2 separate regions of the Homo sapiens genome follow, and region 1 is linked to region 2. Evidence: chromatin loops called from intact Hi-C (ENCODE). Cell type or tissue: pancreas. All regions are shown on one strand. Links, peaks and the distances in the headings refer to the core of each region. The heading gives the core; the rest is flanking DNA. Region 1 overlaps BABAM1 (BRISC and BRCA1 A complex member 1). Region 2 overlaps NWD1 (NACHT and WD repeat domain containing 1).

What was found. Peaks named below come from ENCODE experiments on the same cell type or tissue, not always from the same donor. Only the 100,000 strongest peaks of a DNase experiment are listed, where the experiment ranks them.
Region 1: a loop joins it to region 2, with 2.9 times the contacts of the local background. A loop is called at or near these places in 30 of 110 quality-filtered maps.

What each region holds. Positions count from the first base shown.
Region 1 is chr19:17,271,251-17,280,836 of GRCh38, forward strand. BABAM1 (BRISC and BRCA1 A complex member 1) reads left to right here. Exons shown (of 9, transcript NM_014173.4): 3 at 347-405; 4 at 2,654-2,774; 5 at 2,857-2,935; 6 at 4,551-4,575; 7 at 5,245-5,374; 8 at 5,573-5,659; 9 at 7,595-8,087. The coding sequence ends at 7,798. Among named protein-coding and RNA genes, the nearest start is that of ANKLE1, 5.9 kb to the right of the region's middle. In pancreas, for the core only: no CTCF peak of the experiment used is centred there; no DNase peak of the experiment used is centred there.
Region 2 is chr19:16,755,562-16,765,261 of GRCh38, forward strand. It overlaps NWD1 (NACHT and WD repeat domain containing 1), which reads left to right. Exons shown (of 19, transcript NM_001007525.5): 7 at 3,664-3,867; 8 at 6,418-6,577; 9 at 8,267-8,384; 10 at 9,473-9,631. Among named protein-coding and RNA genes, the nearest start is that of NWD1, 41 kb to the left of the region's middle. In pancreas, for the core only: no CTCF peak of the experiment used is centred there; a DNase peak (open chromatin) is centred at 3,788.

The sequences.
Region 1 (9,586 bases), core at 1-8,000, 520 kb after region 2:
AAGTGCTGGGATTACAGGTGTGAGCCACTGTGCCAGGCCAAATAAGGTCACATTCTCAGGTTCTGGGTGGACATGTCTTTTGGGAGCCACAGTTCGATCCACTATATCCTCATTTCTGTGTTTCTGTGTCACACATTCTCTGGCTCATTTATTTACTTATCTACTTGGACTCCCAGTTCAGTGCCCATTCTTCTAAGCCATTGCTTTTCAAAGTAGATGGCTTGGCTGAGGATTAGAGGTCACCATACTGCCTTTTCAGACAAGGCAGCTTGAAGAGGGCCAGTGAGTGGTGTGGGGGCCAACGTTAAGGTCAGAGGACGCTCACCACCCTCCAACTACCTTGCAGATTATCTGCCTGGACCTGTCAGAGGAAATGTCACTGCCAAAGCTGGAGTCGTTCAACGGGTAAGAGGGACATTTTAGGGCTTGAACATGCAGCCATGGCAGGGAGGGTCCAGCCCAAAAGATACGGGGCTCTCACTCTGAAACTCACACCAGCTTGGTCTGGCTTCAGGCTTGGCAGTATCAGAGATTAGCAAGAGCCAGGTGCAGTGGCTCATGCCTGTAATCCCAGTGACTCGGGAGGCTGAGATAGGAGGATCACTTGAGGCTAGGGGTTCGAGACTAGTCTGGGCAACATGGACCCCATCTCTAAAAAAATAAAATATATATATGTATGTGTATGTATGTATGTATTTATTTATTTTTGAGACAGGGTGTCGCTCTCTTGCCTAGGCTGGAGTGCAATGGCATGAGCTCAGCTCACTGCAACCCCTGCCTCCTGGGTTCAAGCCATTCTTGTGCCTCATCCTCCCGAGTACCTGAGATTATAGGCATGCACCACCATGCCCGTTTAATTTTTGTATTTTTAGTAGAGACAGAGTTTTGCCATGTTGGCCAGGCTGGTCTCAAAACTCCTGATCTGAAGTCATCTGCCTGCCTTGACCTCCCAAAGTGCTGGGATTACAGGCATGAGCACCCAGCCTCTAAATGTATTTTTAAAAAATTAGCGAGCATGGTGGCGTGCTCCTAGAGTCCCAGCTACTTGGGAGGGCAAGCTGGGAGGATCACTTGATCCCAAGAGTTTGAGGCTGCAGTGAGCTATGATTTTGCCACCACACTCCAGCCTGGGCGACAGAGCGAGACCCTGTCCCTTTTTTTTGTTTTTTTTTTGAGACGGAGTCTCGCTCTGTCGCCCAATCTGGAGTGCAGTGGTGCGATCTCCGCTCACTGCAAGCTCCGCCTCCCGGGTTCATGCCATTCTCCTGCCTCAGCCTCCGAGTAGCTGGGACTACAGGTGCCTGCCACCACGCCTGGCTAATTTTTTTGTATTTTTAGTAGAGATGGGGTTTCACCGTGTTAGCCAGGATGGTCTCAAATCTCCTGACCTCATGATCCGCCTGCCTCGGCCTCCCAAAGTGCTGGGATTACAGGTGTGAGCCACCGCGCCCAGCCGACCCTGTCTCTTTAAAAAAAGGAAAAAAGAAGCCGGGCTTGGTGGCTCATACCTGTAATCCCATTACTTTGGGAGGCCAAGGTGGGCGGATCACGAGGTCTGGAGTTCGAGACCAGCCTGGCCGACATAGTGAAACCCCCACCTCCACTAAAAATACAAAAATTAGCTGGGCACGGTGGTGCGTGCCTGTAATCCCAGCTACTCGGGAGGCTGAGGCAGGAGAATCGTTTGAATCTGGGAGATGGAGGTTGCGGTGAGCCAAGATCGCGCCATTGCACTCCAGCCTGGGCAACAAGAACGAAACTCCATCTCAAAAAAAGTAAAATAAAATAAAAAAAGAGTAGCAAGGACAACTGGTAATGTTAAGGCTATGGCCCATTGAGGCTCCATTCATAGCAATGAGTTGGAGACGCCAAGAAGCAAAGTGACTTGCTCAAGGGCTCAGAGTAATGGGGCAGAGCCAGGATTCGGACCCAGGCCTGGCTGGCCCTGAAGCCCTTGTCTGGAGTCATGTGCTGCCTGCAGCTGTATCTGGAGTGGGGGGCAGTTTGGGTTGCAGGACCTGGATGGGGCTTGAGGACCTCCTTGGAGATGTTGAAGGTGACACCTTCTTCCCCTCAGTGGCATTCACAACTGCCCATGGCTGAGCAAAGTTCCTGCAATGACTCTAGGGGAAACTTGAGCCCCATGCTGCGCAGAGGGACCCATTTGGAGAGGGCAGGAGCTCCGATGTCAGCCAGACTGGGTTTGTGGCTGAGCTCCGCCACACCCCTGCAGTATGACCTATACCTCCAGGGCCTTATCATGCAGGGTTTTCAGAGGAGGGTGGCTGAAGGAAGTTTTTTTTTGTTTGTTTTGTTTTTTTTTTTTTTTTTGAGACAGAGTCTCACTCTGTCGCCCAGGCTGGACTGCAGTGGCGCGATCTCAGCTCACTGCAACCTCCGCCTTCTGGGTTCAAGCAATTCTCTGACTCAGCCTCCTGAGTAGCTGGGATTACAGGCACTCGCCACCACGCCTGGCTAATTTTTTTGTATTTTTAGTAGAGATGGGGTTTCACCATCTTGACCAGGCTGGTGTTGAACTCCTGACCTCGTGATCCACCTGCCTCAGCCTCCCAAAGTACTGGAATTACAGGCGTGAGCCACTGTGCCCGGCCCTGAGGGAACCTTAATTCCCCTGTACTCTCTGCCTCCCCAGCTCCAAAACCAACGCCCTCAATGTCTCCCAGAAGATGATTGAGATGTTCGTGCGGACAAAACACAAGATCGACAAAAGCCACGAGTTTGCACTGGTGGTGGTGAACGATGACACGGCCTGGGTGAGGCTGCGGCAGGCGCTGGGTGCCCTGGGGTCCCCTGGGGCCCGGGGAGCATCGCACTGAGGCCTCTGCTTCCCTGCAGCTGTCTGGCCTGACCTCCGACCCCCGCGAGCTCTGTAGCTGCCTCTATGATCTGGAGACGGCCTCCTGTTCCACCTTCAGTATCCTTCCTGGCAGAGATGTCCCCATGAAGGGGGCTGTCTCCTTCTGTCATCCTTGGGGCCCAGGAAAGTCTAAGTCATGACTCTGGCTGGCTGAGGTTCAGATCTCAGATCTGCCAAGGCTGGGAAAGTCACCCCTCTGAGCCTCAGTTTCCCCATCTGTACTGTGGAAGGCACAAAGTTGCCTACCCCATGGAGATGCTGTAACAATACAGAAGCAAAAGTACCTGATTTGGTCCGGGCATGGTGGTCCATGCCTATAATCCCAGCGACTTGCGAGGCTGAGGCACAAGAATCACTTGAGTCCGGGAGGCGGAGGTTGCAGTGAGCTGAGATCTTGCCACTGTACTCCAGCCTGGGAGACAGAGTGAGACTCCGTCTTTTTTAAAAAAAAAAAAGAAAGAAATACCTGATTTGTATTCAGGAGGTCCAAAATTCATGCACAAGGGGATCACCTCACACAGGACTGGGCATACAGTCAGTGCTCAATAAATGGCAGTGTGTGACAGAAGTGTCACCATTGTTCCTACAGCCACTTGAACCTGGGCGCAGGACATTTTATGGTAATTTGGACATAAAAGGCTCATGTGTGGCCCAAAACTGAAATAGAATAGGACTCTCGTAAGTTAAAAAAGGAATAAATGGTGAGAGTTTTTTCCAGGAGGACAAGACACCCCTGGCTCTTTTCATTTTGAGGAGAGTGGCCCCAGCCATGCAGGAAAGGGGACCTTTTTTTATTTTTGCTCCTGTTGCTCTTGTTGCCCTGGCTGAGTGCAGTGATGCGATCTTGGCTCATTGCAACTTCCACCTCCCAGCTTCAAGCGATTCTCCTGCCTTAGCCTCCCAAGTAGCTGGGATTACAGGTGTGCACCACCACACCTGGCTAATTTTGAATGTTTTGTAGAGATGGGGTCTTGCTATGTTGCCCAGGCTGGTCTTGAATTCCTGGGCTCAAGTGATCAGCCCACCCCAGCCTCCCAAAGTGCTGAGATTACAGGCATGAGCCACCATACCCGGCCCCATTCTGTTTTAAAACATAAATTAGATTCCATCCCATCCCATCTCTGCTCCAAAACCTCCCATGGCTCCCTGTGGATCTTATTTATTATTATATTTTTTTTTGAGATGGAGTCTCGCTCTTGTTGCCCAGGCTGGAGTGCAGTGGCACGATCTTGGCTCACCGCAATCTCCACCTCCCGAGTTCAAGCAATTTTCCTGTCTTAGCCTCCCAAGTAGCTGGGATTACAGACATGTGCCATCAGGCCCAGCTAATTTTGTATTTTTAGTAGAGACAGGGTTTCACCGTGTTGGCCAGGCTGGCCTCGAACTCCTGACCTCAGATGGTCCACCCGCCTTGGCCTCCCAAAGTGCTATGATTGCAGGCGTGTGCCACCATGCCTGGCATACCAAGAGTCTTAAAGTCATCCGGTACCAGCATCCTATTTTGTGATCCATGCTGAGGGGAATTTGTGTGTCAGAGAGGGCAAGTGACTTGGCCAGGGTCACATGGTGCGTCCCTAGGGGTGCCGGGTCTCCTCTGGTATCGGGATCGGGGAAGCCACCTGTTTCCCGCTCACTCGTGCTCTACTAGCCTTCTCCTTAGCACCCCCACCAGATCTGGAAGGACTTTTCAGCCTCATGTAAGTCCCCTGTGGGGAAATTCTTATTCACCTTCAAAGAGAAGGGTCACTTCTGGGAAAAAGCTCCAAACGGCACAGAAGTAATCTAGGGAGCCTTAAAGCCTCCTCCCTTCCTACCTCGCCCCGAGCAATTCCTCATTTATGTGTGTCTTGGGAGCATGGGGGCTGGTGGAGATGCACATGCTGCTAGGCAGCTCCAGCTGACGGCAGTGATGGGGGATGTTCAGGACACTGAGGGTGGCCGGGCCCAGTGGCTCAGGCCTGTAATCTCAGCACTTTGGGAGGCCGAGGCGGGCAGATCACCTGAGGTCAGGAGTTTGAGACCAGCCTGCCCAACATGGTGAAACCGCGTCTCTACTAAAAATACAAAAATTAGCTGGCCACCTGTAATCCCAGCTACTTGAGAGGCCGAGGCAGGAGAATCGCTTGAACCTGGGAGGTAGAGGTTGCAGTGAGCCGAGATCTCACCATTGCACTTAGAGGGGTGGGGCTGGGAACATGCTCAGGGCAGAGGGAACCGCTTATGGGATGCCTCACAGGCAGCAGTGAACTTGGGAGACATCAGTGGGGCCTCACCTGCCCGGTGAGCATCTGGGGTCTCTCTCAGGGTGATAAGAGGGGCAGACCCCCACAGGCTGCTCTGACTGCTCCCTCCTCCCGGGTATGCAGCCAGCAGAAAACTGAGCTTCCGGTCACAGAGAACGTGCAGACGATTCCCCCGCCATATGTGGTCCGCACCATCCTTGTCTACAGCCGTCCACCTTGCCAGCCCCAGTTCTCCTTGACGGAGCCCATGAAGGTGGGTGAGGCCTGGGAGAGGGAGGGGTGCCTGCAGCCATGAGGATGGTGGTTAGACACCAGGAGGGACTTCCAACCACAGAGGCTGGGGTGCCTAGAGGTAAGTTCCCAGAGTCTGAGGCAGAAATGGGGGAGCTATAGTCATGGGGCACGGGGTGACCCAAGCCCCAGAGGCTGGTGTTCTTTACTTCCCCTGCAGAAAATGTTCCAGTGCCCATATTTCTTCTTTGACGTTGTTTACATCCACAATGGCACTGAGGAGAAGGAGGAGGAGATGAGTTGGAAGGTGAGAGGCTGCAGCAGGTGTGAGTAGCAGGCGGGTGTGGACAGGATGTCTTGGAACACACCTGCACTGGGTCTGGGGGTCTCTACCTCCATTTGATACCCCTGGAACCCTGGTTGGGGTAGGTCATGGCATTGGTCATTGAACAGCCGTTTCCCAGTTGTCTGCTGTGACTGATGGGGTGGCAGCCATTGGGACGATGGTCCAGGCAACATGTTGAGTCCTGCCTCCCCCATCTCCAACGTTCCCTGCGTTCCTTTCTTTCTTGCTTGCTTGCTTGCTTTTCTTTCTTCTTCTTTTTTTTTTTTTTTTTGAGACAGAGTCTCCCTCTGTCTCCCAGGCTGGAGTGTAGTGGCATGATCTCGGCTCACTGCAACCTCTGCCTCCCGGGTTCAAGCAATTCTCCTGTGTCAGCCTCCCGAGTAGCTGGGGTTACAGGTACCTGCCATCATACCAGGTTAATTTTTGTATTTTTAGTAGAGACGGGGTTTCACCATGTTGGCCAGACTGGTCTTGAACTCCTGATCTCAGGTGATCTGCCTGCTTCAGCCTCCCAAAGCGCTGGGATTACAGGTGTGAGCCACCACGACCCGCTCCCTCTTCCCTTTCTTCCTGCCTTTGACCTCGCTGCACCCTCAGCCTGGAGCATCCATCCCTCTTGGACTCCCCAGGCCCTGCTGGGCCTTCACATCCCAGACCTGAATTAGCTGTGGGACCTCGAGTGGACTACTTACTTCTCTGAGCCTCAGTTTACCCAACTATGAACAGGGAATTGAGACCAGCTCCTCCTTATATCTCAGTACCCAAATCAAAAGTCCCCCCTCTAGCCAGGCGTGGTGGTGTACGCCTGTGGTCCCAGCTGCTCGGGAGGCTGAGACAGGAGGCTCGCTAGAGCTCGAAAGGTGGAGATTGTAGTGAGCTGTGATGAAGCCACTGCACTCCAGCCTGGGTGACAGGGCGGAGACCCTGTGTCAAAAAATAAAAATACGGCCAGGTGTGGTGGCTCACACCTGTAATCCCAGCACTTTGGGAAGCCGAGGCGGGTGACTCACTTGAGTTGGGAGTTCGGACCAGCCTGACCAACATGGAGAAACCCTGTCTCTACTAAAAATACAAAATTAACCAGGCGTGGTGGCACATACCTATAATCCCATCTACTCAGGAGGCTGAGGCAGGAGAATCGCTTGAACCCGGGAGGCAGAGGTTGCGGTGAGCCGAGATCGTGCCGTTGCACTCCAGCCTGGGAACAACAGCGAAACCCTGTCTCAAAAAAAAAATTAAAAAAATAAAATAAGTAAAATAAAAAGTCCCTCCTCTTGAGAAGCCCTCCCTGTTTTTCAAGAAGGATCAAAGTGGGGGCCAGGAGAATGTGTCTGTATCTGACTGTGTGCCTCCACACTGGGGACTCTTTTTTTTTTTTGAGGCGGAGTCTCGCTCTGTCGCCCAGGCTGGAGAGCAGTGGTGTGATCTCGGCTCACTGCCAGCTCCGCCTCCCGGGTTTGCGCCATTCTCCTGCCTCAGCCTCCCGAGTAGCTAGGACTACAGGTGCCTGCCACCACGCCCGGCTAATTTTTTGTATTTTTTAGTAGAGACGGGGTTTCACTGTGTTAGCCAGGATGGTCTTGATCTCCTGACCTTGTGATCTGCCCGCCTCAGCCTCCCAAAGTGCTGGGATTACAGGCGTGAGCCACCGCGCCCGGCCCACACTGGGGACTCTTTGGGGGCCATGACTGGGACCTCTTCAGATCCTTAACACTGGGTCCATGGCGGGGAATGTTTGCTGAATGTGTGAATGGTTTCTGCTTGGCAAACTCCTCTTCACCCTTTAGAACCCACCCCAGATGTCCCCTCTTCTGAGAAGCCCTCCAGGGATATGAAGGGCCTGTTGGGGTAACCTCTGCCTGAACAGCCCTTCACTGACCCCCGCCTCCCCGGCAGGATATGTTTGCCTTCATGGGCAGCCTGGATACCAAGGGTACCAGCTACAAGTATGAGGTGGCACTGGCTGGGCCAGCCCTGGAGTTGCACAACTGCATGGCGAAACTGTTGGCCCACCCCCTGCAGCGGCCTTGCCAGAGCCATGCTTCCTACAGCCTGCTGGAGGAGGAGGATGAAGCCATTGAGGTTGAGGCCACTGTCTGAACCATCCCTGTACATCTGCACCTTCTTGTGCAAGGAAGTCCTTGGCCTAAAGCCTTGGTTCTCAAACTGGGTTCCTTGGGACCTCCGGGGTGGGGGGGTTCCAGGAGGCACGTAGGGTACCTTGCAGGGTCCTAGGAGGGAAACCCAGGATTCCAGGAGGGATCCCAGGAACTGTGGGCACCCATTTTCTGTGTCTCCCAGCCCATTTCCACTCCTAGTTTGTCATGGATAATTTTTGTTCTTCCCTGTGTGATTTTTGCCATCAAAATAAAAATTTGAGACTCGTTAACCGAAGTCCACGCCAATCACTTTGTGTTAATGGGGATCATCTTCATTGCAAGTGATGGAAAACTTAGCCACTGAGCAAAGGTGAGTGGCTGCTTTCTTGTAGATGAAAAAGCCCCGGGATGTGGAGGTTGCAGCGAGTTGAGATTGCACCACTGTACTCCAGCCTGGTGATAGAGTGAGAGCTTTTCTCAAATAAAAAAGAAAAATTCAAAAATAAAAAAGATGAAAAAGCCAAGAGAACAGCTTCAGGCTTGGCTGTGTCCAGGTGCTAGGACAACATTGCCATTTGGGAGGGTACTACATGGTTGCTAGTCAATGTGCCCTGCTTACCCCCCAACCAATGGAAAGGTGTGTGATGGCTTCAACCACTCCCCAGACCCCAATCCAGGTCAAGGCAGAGTTCTCTCAGCATCTGGATATGATTGGACTCCCCCGGGGGGATACATGACCTTCAATTAAGAGCTAGTCATGTACCAGGGTTGTGTGATGTTCTGATGAGCCAGGCCTGGATCATACATCCCTAAGGGGGAGGTTTAAGAGCTCCATCAGCAGTACTGAGGCCATGATAGGAGGGTTGCTTGAGGCCAGGAGTTCAAGACCACGCTGGACAACATAGCAACATTTCCTGTCTCTACAGGAAATGCAAAAATTAAGCCAGGCTCGGTGGCTCACGCCTGTGATTCCCAGCTACTTGAGAGGCTGAAGTGGGAGGATCACTTGAACCTAGGAGGTCGAGGCTGCAGTGAGCTGTCATCGCGCCACTGCACTCTAGCCTGGGTGACAGAGCAAGACCCTATCTCAAAAATAAACACAAACAGCTTTATTGAGTGACTGCTTTTCCTCCCTATGAGCATTTTTTGGAACCTATCGTGTGTCAGGCCCTTGTGCCCAAGCCCCTGTTCAATCCCCGCATCAACCTCGTTAGGATTCTCACATTTTGCAGATGGGACACTAAGACTCTCAGAGGTCCAGCCCTCCAAAATACTGAAGTCCTAGTTCCGCTGGATTGAAAATGGGCAACGCAGAACGGGGACTGGAAATTTTTTAAAAATTGTTTTTAAAGACGGGGTCTTGGCCAGGCGCAGTGGCTCACGGCTGTAATCTCAGCACTTTGGGAGGCCGAGGTGGGCGGATCACAAGGTCAGGAGTTCGAGACCAGCCTGACCAACATGGTGAAACCCCGTCTTTACTAAAAATAAAAAATTAGGCGTGATGGTGCATGCCTGTAATCCCAGCTACTGGGGAGGCTGAGGCAGGAGAAGCTGTTGAACCCTGGAGGAGGAGGTTGCAGTGAGCTGAGATCACACCACTGCACTCCAGCCTGGGCAACAAGAGCAAAACTCCGTCTCAAAAATAAATAAATAAATAAAACAAAGACAAGGTCTCCGCCTGTAATCCTAGCACTTTGGGAGGCCGAGGCGGGCGGATCACCTGAGATCAGGAGCTCAAGACCAGCCTGGACAACATGGTGAAACCCCATCTCTACTAAAAATACAAAAA
Region 2 (9,700 bases), core at 607-8,606:
TATCTTTAGTAGAGACAGGGTTTTGCCATATTGGCCAGGCTGGTCTCGAACTCCTGGCCTCAAATAATCTGCCACCTTGGCCTCCCAAAGTGCTAGGATTACAGGAATGAGCCACCACATCCAGCCTTATTTATTTATTTATTTATTTATTTATTTAGTAGAGATGGGGTCTCACTATGTTGCCCAGGCTGCTCTCAAACTCCTGGGCTCAAGCGATCCTCCCACCTTGGCCTCCCAAAGTGCTGGGATTACAGGCGTGAGCCACCGTACCTGGCCTATAATCTATCTCTGTATATACAGTTGGCTCTTGAACAAACTGGGAGTTAGGGGAACCAGCTGTCTCCCAACGTACCTCAAAATTGATGTATAACTTTTGACTCCCCTAAAACTTAAATACTAATAGCCTACTGTTGACCAGAAGCCTTACCAGTAACATAAATGGTCGACGAACATGTATTTCATATGTTCTATGTATTACAGACTGTATTCCTACAACAAAACAAGGTAGAGAAAAGAAAATGATAGTAAGAAAATCATAAAGGGGGGCTGGGCATGGTGGCTCATGCTTTTAATTCCAGCTACTTGGGAGGCTGAGTACGAGAATTGCTTGAACCTGGGAGGCGGAGGTTGCAGTGAGCCTAGATCACGCCATTGCACTTGAGCCTGGGTGACAGAGCAAGACTCTGCCTCAAAAAAATAGAAAATAATAAGGAAGAAAAATACATGTACTATTCATGAAGTGGAAGTGGATATCACAAAGGTCTTCATCCTTGTCATCTTCACATTGAGTAGGCAGAGGAAGAGGAGGAAGAGGGGAGGAGGAGAAGGGGACTTGGTCTTGCTGTCTCAGAGACAGCACAGGCGGAAGAAAATCCACATATAAGTGGACTCATGCAGTTCAAACCTGTGTTCTTCAAGGGTCAACTATATGTCTATCTGCCTATTTATATCTATTTATCTATCATCTGTCTATTTATCTTTATGTTTATCTATCTCTGTATCTATTGCTCTATCTCTTATTTATCTCTCCATATAATCTGTCTATCTATAATCTATATGCCTATCTATACATCTGCCTGTCTATCATGCTACCAGCATCTAGTGGGTGGAGGCTTGGGTGGAGACTGCTACACATCCTACAATAGGGGTCCCCATCCCCCAGTACCGGTACTGCTCCGTGGCCTGTTAGGAACCAGGCTGCACAGCAGGAGGTGAGCAGTGGGCGAACAAGTGAAGCTTCATCTGTATCTACAGCCACTTCTTGCTGCTCCTCATCACTCCCATTACCACCCGAGCTCCCCCTCTTGTCAGGTCAGCAGCATCATTAGATTCTCATAAGAGCACAAACCTTGTTGGGAACTGCGCATATGAGGGATCTAGGTTGCTTGAACCTTATGAGAATCTAATGCCTGATGACCTGTCACTGTCTCCCATCACCCCCAGATGGGACTGTCTACTTTCAGGAAAACAAGCTCAGGGCTCCCACTGATTCTACATGATGGGGAGTTGTAGAATTATTTCGTTATATATTGCAATGTAATAATAATAGAAATAAAGTGTGCAAGTGTGATGCACTTGATCATCCCAAAACCATCACCCCTACCCTGGTCCGCGGGAAAAAAATTGTCTTCCAAGAAACCGGTCCCTGGTGCCAAAAAGACTGGGGACTGCTGCCCTACAACACACAGGACGGTCCCCACCCTAAAAAATGATCTGACCCCAAACATCAACCATGCGAGCCCAAGAAACGCTGCACTCAGCATGCCCTGTGCCCTCTGGGAGCCTCACTTCCTCCTCCGCATGGAGGGGCTGGTTGGGAGAGCATCCATCCTCCAAGGCTACTGGAAGGACCAATGAGATCATACTCGCCAGAATAAGAGTTCAGAAAAAGAGGAACTAGTGCATTTTCTTCTTAGCCCTCAACAGTTTTGCTTTTGGCAGATGAGGAAACTGAGGCAAAGAGAAGGTACATTCCTCACCAAGGTCTCCCAGCTAGGCTCAAACGCAAGCCTGATGACCATGCACAGCCCTGTTTTGCAATTCAGGCTAGGCGGGTCCTCTGGGAGTGCCAAGTGAGGTGCCCGCTCTGAGGTTCGCATTGCTTAGGGGATGTCTTCAGGGATGAAGATAGGCTCTCAACCTAGCGGTTCACCCATGACCAGGGGCACATCTCCTAGGCTCTGTCTGATACCATATCATAGAATTTTGCAGGCCAGGTGCAGTGGCTCACGCCTAATCCCAACACTTTGGGAGGCTGAGGCAGGCAGATCACCTGAGATCAGGAGTTGAACAGCAGCCTGGCCAACATAGTGAAACCCCATCTCTACTAAAAATACAAAAATTAGCCGGGCGTGGTGGTGCACACCTGTAGTCCCAGCTACATGGGAGGCTGAGGCAGGAGAATCGCTTGAAGCCAGGAGGCAGAGATTGCAGTGAGCTGAGATGGCGCCACTGAACTCCAACCTAGGCAACAGAGTGAGACTCTGTCTCAAAAAAAAAAAAAGAATTTTGGAAAGAGTACAGTGTTGGGTATGACATTATTACCAATATGGTAACTACAAGCCACAAAAACTATGGAACACTTGAAAGGTGCTTCACACAACTCAGAAACTGAATTTAAAACTTTGAAAGATGGTTCATGCAACCAAGAAACCGCATTTTGAATTTTATTAATTTTTAACCAGTTTAACTTTATTTGTATTTATTTGTTCATGTATTTATGTATTTATTTTAGAGACAGGGCCTCACTCTTTTGCCCAGTCTGGAGTGCAGTGATGTAATCACAGCTCACTGCAGCCTCAACCTCCTGGGCTCAAGTGATCCTCCCACCTCAGCCTCTAGAGTAGCAGGGACTACAGGTGTGTGCCCCTATGCCCAGCTAATTTTTAAATTTTTTTGTAGAGATGGGGTCTCCCTTTGTTGCCTAGGCTGGTCTTGAGCTCTGGCCTCGAGCAGTCCTCCTGCCTCAGCCTCCCAAAGTGCAGGGATTACAGGTGTGAGCCACCACGCCCAGCCCAATTATCCTAATTTAAAGACAAGCCTTGGTGGGCCAGGGTGGAGTGGGGTAGGTGCAGTTGGTTTCTGCATTATTTTCCTTGAGTTACCACTTCCCTCCCTATAGTGTCTGTCTCAGACCCCTTCGAGGTTGAGGAGCGGGCCATTTATGGTTCTGTAGGTGTGCATGCAGAGGAAAAGATTGGCACTTTGGGAGACCGAGGCAGGTGGATCACGAGGTCAGGAGTTGGAGACCAGCTTGACTAACATGGTGAAACCCCGTCTCTACTAAAAATGCAAAAATTAGCCAGGCGTGGTGGCGCCTGTAGTCCCAGCTACTCAGGAGACTGAGGCAGGAGAATCGCTTGAACCCGCGAGGCGGAGGTTGCAGTGAGCCGAGATTGCACCACTGCACTCCAACCTGGGCGACAGAGTGAAACTCTGTCTCAAAAAAAAAAAAAAAAAAAAAAAAAAAATCGGAAAAGGTCTTCCTTGGTGGGTATTGCCCTAACCGTGCTTGGTACCTTGTGGGCGCTGTCCAAATGCTGATCCCAGGTGATGTGCTGGACACCGCGCGGGTGGCTGTATCCCTCCCTCTCTTGGATTCTGCATCCTCCAAATGCAGAAGACATGAGATGTGCCTCAAAGCCCCACTGGTCCTCCCTTCAGACACGGTCTCTCGGAGGCGGAGCTGAAGGATGTTTTGTCCCTGGACGACGAGGTCCTGCAGGATGTGTACCGAGATTGGACCCCGCCCAGCAAGGAGCTGCTGCGCTTCCCGCCCCTGCTGTGGGTGCGGCTTCGTCGGGATCTGGGATACTACTTGGCCCGGCGGCCCGTGGATGGCTTCACCCTCCTGGCCATTGCCCACAGGTAGGTCCAGGCAGCAGTGGCAGCGACACTGTCTGGGTGGGACCCCAAGAATGAGGACTCACTGGCCGGGGGTCTTCTCAGTATCAGATCCTTCACTTACCATTCCCAGGGAATCAAGTCCAGTTAGAACTCTGACACAATTCACTTATTTTTAAAATTGAGTTGAGGCTGGAAGCAGTGGCTCATGCCTATAATCCCAGCACTTTGTGGGGCCAGGGCAGGAGGATTGCTGGAGGCCAGGAGTTGGAGATCAGCCTGGGCAACGTAGCGAGGCCCCATCTCTACAAAAAAAATAAGAAAATTAGCTAGGTGTGTTAGCACTTTGGGAGGCTGAGGTGGCGGATCACCTGAGGTCAGGAGTTTGAGACCAGTCTGACCAACATGGTGAAACCCTGTCTCTATTAAAAATACAAAAATTAGCCAGACGCGGTGGCACGTGCCTGTAATCCCAGCTGCTCGGGAGGCTGAGGCTGGAGAATCACTTGAACCTGGGAGGCAGAGGTGGCAGTGAGCCAAGATCGCACCACTGTACTCCAGCCTGGCAACAGAGCGAGACTCCATTTCAAAAAAAAGAAAATTAGCTGGGTGTGATGGTACACACTTGTGGTCCCAGCTACTTGGGAGGCTGAGGTGGGAGGATCACTTGAGCCCAGGAGTTTGAGGCCACACTGAGCCGTGACTGTACCACTGCACTCCAGTCTGGGTGACAGAGTGAGATCCTGTTTCAAACTAAACTAAACTAGACTAAACTAAACTAAACTAAACTAAACTAGGTGAAGTTCATGAAACATAAAATTCACCATTTTATTTTATTTTATTTTATTTTATTTTATTTTATTTTATTTTATGTATTTTGAGACAGGGTCTCGCCCAGGCTGCAGTACAGTGGTTGTCATCATGGCTCACTGCAGCCTCAAACTCCTGGACTCAAGCAACCCTCCCACCTCAGCCTCCGGAGTAGCTGGAACTACAGGCATGCACCACCATGCCTGGCTAATTTTTAAATTTTTTTGTGGAGATGGGGTCTCACCACATTGCCCAGGCTGGTCTCGAGCTCCTGGGCTCAAGAGACACACCCACATCGGCCTCCCAAAGTGCTGGGATTACAGGTGTGAGCTACCATGCCTGGCCAATTCACCACATTTTATTTTATTTATTTAATTTTATTTTATTATTTTTTGAGACAGAGTCTTGCTCTGTTGCCCAGGCTAGAGTGCAGCGGCACAATCTTGGCTCACTGCAACCTCTGCCTCCCAGGTTTCAGCGATTCTCCTGCCTTAGCTTCCTGAGTAGCTAGGTTTACAAGCATGAGCCACCACACCCAGCTAATTTTTGTATTTTTAGTAGAGACGGGTTTCACCATGTTGGCCACGCTGGTCTCAAACTCCTGACCTCAGGTGATCTGCCCGCCTTGGCCTCCCAAAGTGCTGGGGTTACAGGCGTGAGCCACTGTGCCCAGTCAGAATTTTAAAGTTGACAATTGAGTGGTATTTTAGTACACTCATAATGTTGCACCCCTCACCTCTGTCTAGTTCCAGAACGTTTTCATCTCCCCAAAAGGAGACCCTGTCCCCATCAGCCGTCACTCCTCATTCCCCTTCCCTAACCCCTGGCAGCCACTCATCTGCTTCCTGTCTCTGTGGATTTGCCTGTTCTGGGCATTTCAGATCAACGAAATCTCACACTATGTGGCCTTTTGTGTCTGGCTTCTTTCACTCAGCATTATGTTCTCAGGGCTCATCCACATTGTAGCAGGGATCAGTGCTTCCTTCCTTTTCATGGCTACATAATATTTCATTGTATGGATGGACCAGGTTTTGTTTATCTTCGTCTATGGATGGACACTTGCATTGTTTCCACGTTTTTGCTGTTGTGAACATGCATGTGTAAGGTTTTGTTTGAACACCTGTTCCCTTTCTTTCTCTTTCTTTCTTTCTTTCCTTCTTTCTCTTTTTTTCCTTTTTTCTTTTTGGAGTCTCTCTCTGTTGCCCAGGCTGGAGTGCAGTGGCACCACCTCAGCTCACTGCAACCTCCACCTGGGAGGAGTGATTCTCCTGCCTCAGCCTCCCAAGAGCACACCACCACGCCCAGCTAATTTTTGTATTCTTTTTTTTAGTACAGACAGGGTTTCACCACGTTGGCCAGGCTGGTCTTGAACTCCTGACCTCAGGTGATGCACCCGCCTCAGCCTCCCAAAGTGCTGGGATCACAGGCATGAGCCACTGCACCCAGCCTGAACACCTGTTTCTTAATTCTCGGTATATACCCAGGAGTGGATTTGCTGGGTCAGGTGGTAAGTTATTTTATGTGTAAATTTTGGAGGAGCTCAAATGTTCCTCTTTGAAATGTATGTAAGGAAAGTAAATTGATGTAAGGAAAAAAAAAACACGGACCAATTTAGAGATAGATGTGATGTATCAAATAGCACAGGTGGTCAACAGAGTGGTTTAGGATGGCTTGGGATTTGGGAACTGCCTCCAGGAAGACAAGCAGCCACCTTTGAGCTTGATGGGTCACCCAGGTCTATCAGTCTGTATACCCTCTCTGTAGACAGCTGGTCGAGGTGGTCCGTGAGCGCTACCTGTCAGGATCCGAGAGAGCCAAGAGGCATGGCGTCCTGGCCGACTTCTTCTCAGGGACCTGGAGCCAGGGTACCAAGAAGCTCATCACTCTGCCACTTGTGGGGAAACCACTGAACTTGGACCGAAAGGTGAGGTACCTGGGACCCCCATTCCCCACCTGCAACCTCCACCCTGCCTGGCATTGCTCACCTCCTTCCTTCCCCTTTTTGCACTCGAAATGTCCTCCCGACCTACTTCTCCTTTCCGCACAGAGGGCAAGATGTCCCTTCTACTGTCCCCCCCACTCCTTTTTTTTTTTTTTTTTGAGACAGAGTCTTACTCTGTCGCCCAGGCTGGAGTGCAATGGCGTGATCTCAGCTCACTGCAACCTCTGCCTCCCAGGTTCAAGCCATTTTCCTGCCTCAGCCTCCCAAGTAGCTGGGATTACAGGCACCCGCCACCATGCCTGGCTAATTTTTGTATTTTTAGTAGAGACGGGGTTTCACCACGTTGGCCATACTGGTCTCGAACTCCTGCCTGGGCAACAGAGAGAAACTCTGTCTCAAAAACAAACAAACAAACAAAGTACAGAGTTATTGTGGACTCTTCTCCCTGATGTTAAAATCTTATATAACTGTTGTATAATGATTGCAACTAGGAAATTACACTTTTAATTCTTTGGTTATAGCTTGATGTTTCTTTTTCTCTGTCTTCCCTGCTGGACTGGGGAGGCTGGAGGCAGGACCAGGCTCTATTCTTTTTTTGGTGCTGCCTTTTCTTTTTCCCTCCCTCGCTTCCTTCCTTCCTTCCTTCCTGACAGAGTCTTGCTCTGTCACCCAGGCTGGAGTTCACTGGCATGATCTCAGGTCACTACAGCCTCTGCCTCCCAGGTTCAAGCGATTCTCCCACTCAGCCTCCCTAGTACCTGGGACTACAGGTGTGTGCCACTGCACCTGGCTAATTTTTGTATTTTTAGTAGAGACGGGGTTTTGCCATGTTGGCCAGGCTGGTCTCGAACTCCTGATCTCAAGTGATCTGCCTTGGCCTCCCAAAGCACTGAGATTACAGGCGTGTAATTACAGGTGGGATTACCACACCTAGCCTGGTGCTGACCCTTCTCTTCTCCCCCCGAGACCCATTCACAAATCCTTTCCTGTGTGCCCAGAGTCCCTGCAGACTCAGCTTCATCCTGCCTCTCCAGGACATGGTCTGAGCCCCTTTCATTCACCTAGCCTCTCAGTCTCTTGCCCTAGTGCATCCTCCCAAGGATGCTTCTGACCATCCAATCTGATTATGATTATGCCTCTTGTCTAAAACCTTCCATAGCTCCCCAGTGCCCTCAGTCTTGAGCCTGACCTACCCAGCCTGATATTCAGTGCCTTCGTGATCTGCTGCTTACAAGCTCCCTACTCTCATTTCCCACCCGCATCCCCTAACCTGACTTGTATAATTCAGTCCTCCCAAACTCAGCCTGCTCTTTCACACCTCCAGACCTTTGCCCATGCTGTTCCCTTGCCCTGGAATGCCATTGTTTTCTGACACATTTTGCCACATAGATGCCCACTTAATTCTGAGGCTCAGTTCCGATGCCTCTGCCTTCAGGAAACATTCCCTATTCCTCCCAGAAAGTCCCATGACCTCTGGCTTTGATTCTCTGAGTCCCAGATGTCGTCCTCTGCTCCAGCCCTGACCAATGGGCACATGGGGGTATGTCTGTCTTCCATTGCATTCTCGTCCACTCCAGCACTGTCTGGAGCATGAGGTGAATGAATGGGCTTGTGCGTGGAGTGAATGAATGGGTTTGTGTCCAAGCTGCAGTCTCCCTTCTCCTCTGCCAGGTGGCCCCGCAGCCTCTGTGGTTCTCACATACGGTTGCAAACCTGCGGAAGCTGAAGGAGTTGCCCTATCACCTGCTTCACTCGGGCCGCCTGGAGGAGCTGAAACAGGAGGTTCTGGGTAAGGGCTGCCCCCCATCTCAGAGGACCGAGCCTGGTGACTGCACCACGCTCCAGTCTTCTAGAGCCTGGGGAGGGTGAAGGGCAAACATGGAAATCCTTCGTTCCTCCTAAGGCAGAGGTTCTCACAAGGGGCAATTCTACACCCAGGGGATGCCTTACAGTGTCCGCAGATAGTTTTGGTTGTCACAGCTAGGGGAGAAGGCACTACTTGAATCTGGTGGGTGGAGGCCAGGAATGCTGCTTAATACCCTACAGTGCACAGGACACCCTACCACAGAAAATAATCTAGCTCCAAATGTTGGTGCATAGAGTGAAAACCCCTGCCTTATCATGAGAGACCCTATCTGTCTGTCTGTCTATTTGTCAGTCTGTTCATCCACCTATCCATCCATCCATCCATCCACCCATCTTCTGTCCATCCATCCATCCATCCATCCATCCATCCATCCATCCATCTAACTATCCATTTATCCACCCATCCATCTATGATCTCCTTATTGAGCCATGAGCTGGTTATAACCATCCATCCATCCATCCATCCATCCACTCATCCTTCTGTCTGTCCATCCATCCATCCATCATTCTATCTATCTATCCATGCACCCATTATATGTCCATTATCTATTCATTCATCTACCTTTCTGGTCATCCATCCATCCATCCACCCATCATTCTATCCATCCACCCACCTATCTTTCTGTTTGTCCATCCATGCACCAATCCACCCAACATTCTTTCTATCTCCCTCTCTCTCTCTCTCTATCCATCCATTCACCAATCCCCGTGATTCTTAACCAGAAGAGATTCTGCCCCCCCAGGGGACACTTGACAATGTCTGCAGACATGTTTGATTGTCACACTTGGGGTGGGAGTGCTACTGGTATCTGGTGGGTGGAGGCCAGGGTTGCTGCTTTACATCCCACAATGCATAGTTCAGCCCCTTACCACAGAGAATGATCCTGCCCCAGTGTCACTACTGCTGAGCCTGAGATGCCCTGGAGGAAATGGAGAGATGATTCTCCACCTCCCAGGATGAACTGGAGGGAGGTAGGCACTTCCCACATCCTCCCCCCTTCTCTCCCTCAGGCAGCATGAGCTGGATTTCCTGCCGGGGCATCTCTGGGGGCATTGAAGACCTGCTGGATGACTTTGACCTGTGTGCCCCTCACCTGGACTCCCCTGAGGTTGGCCTGGTCCGTGAAGCCCTCCAGCTCTGCCGCCCTGCTGTGGAGCTCCGAGGCATGGGTGAGTCCAGATGGCCTGGATAGGAGTGACCAGGACGGGCACTGACTTCTAGAAACATGCTCTCCTCAT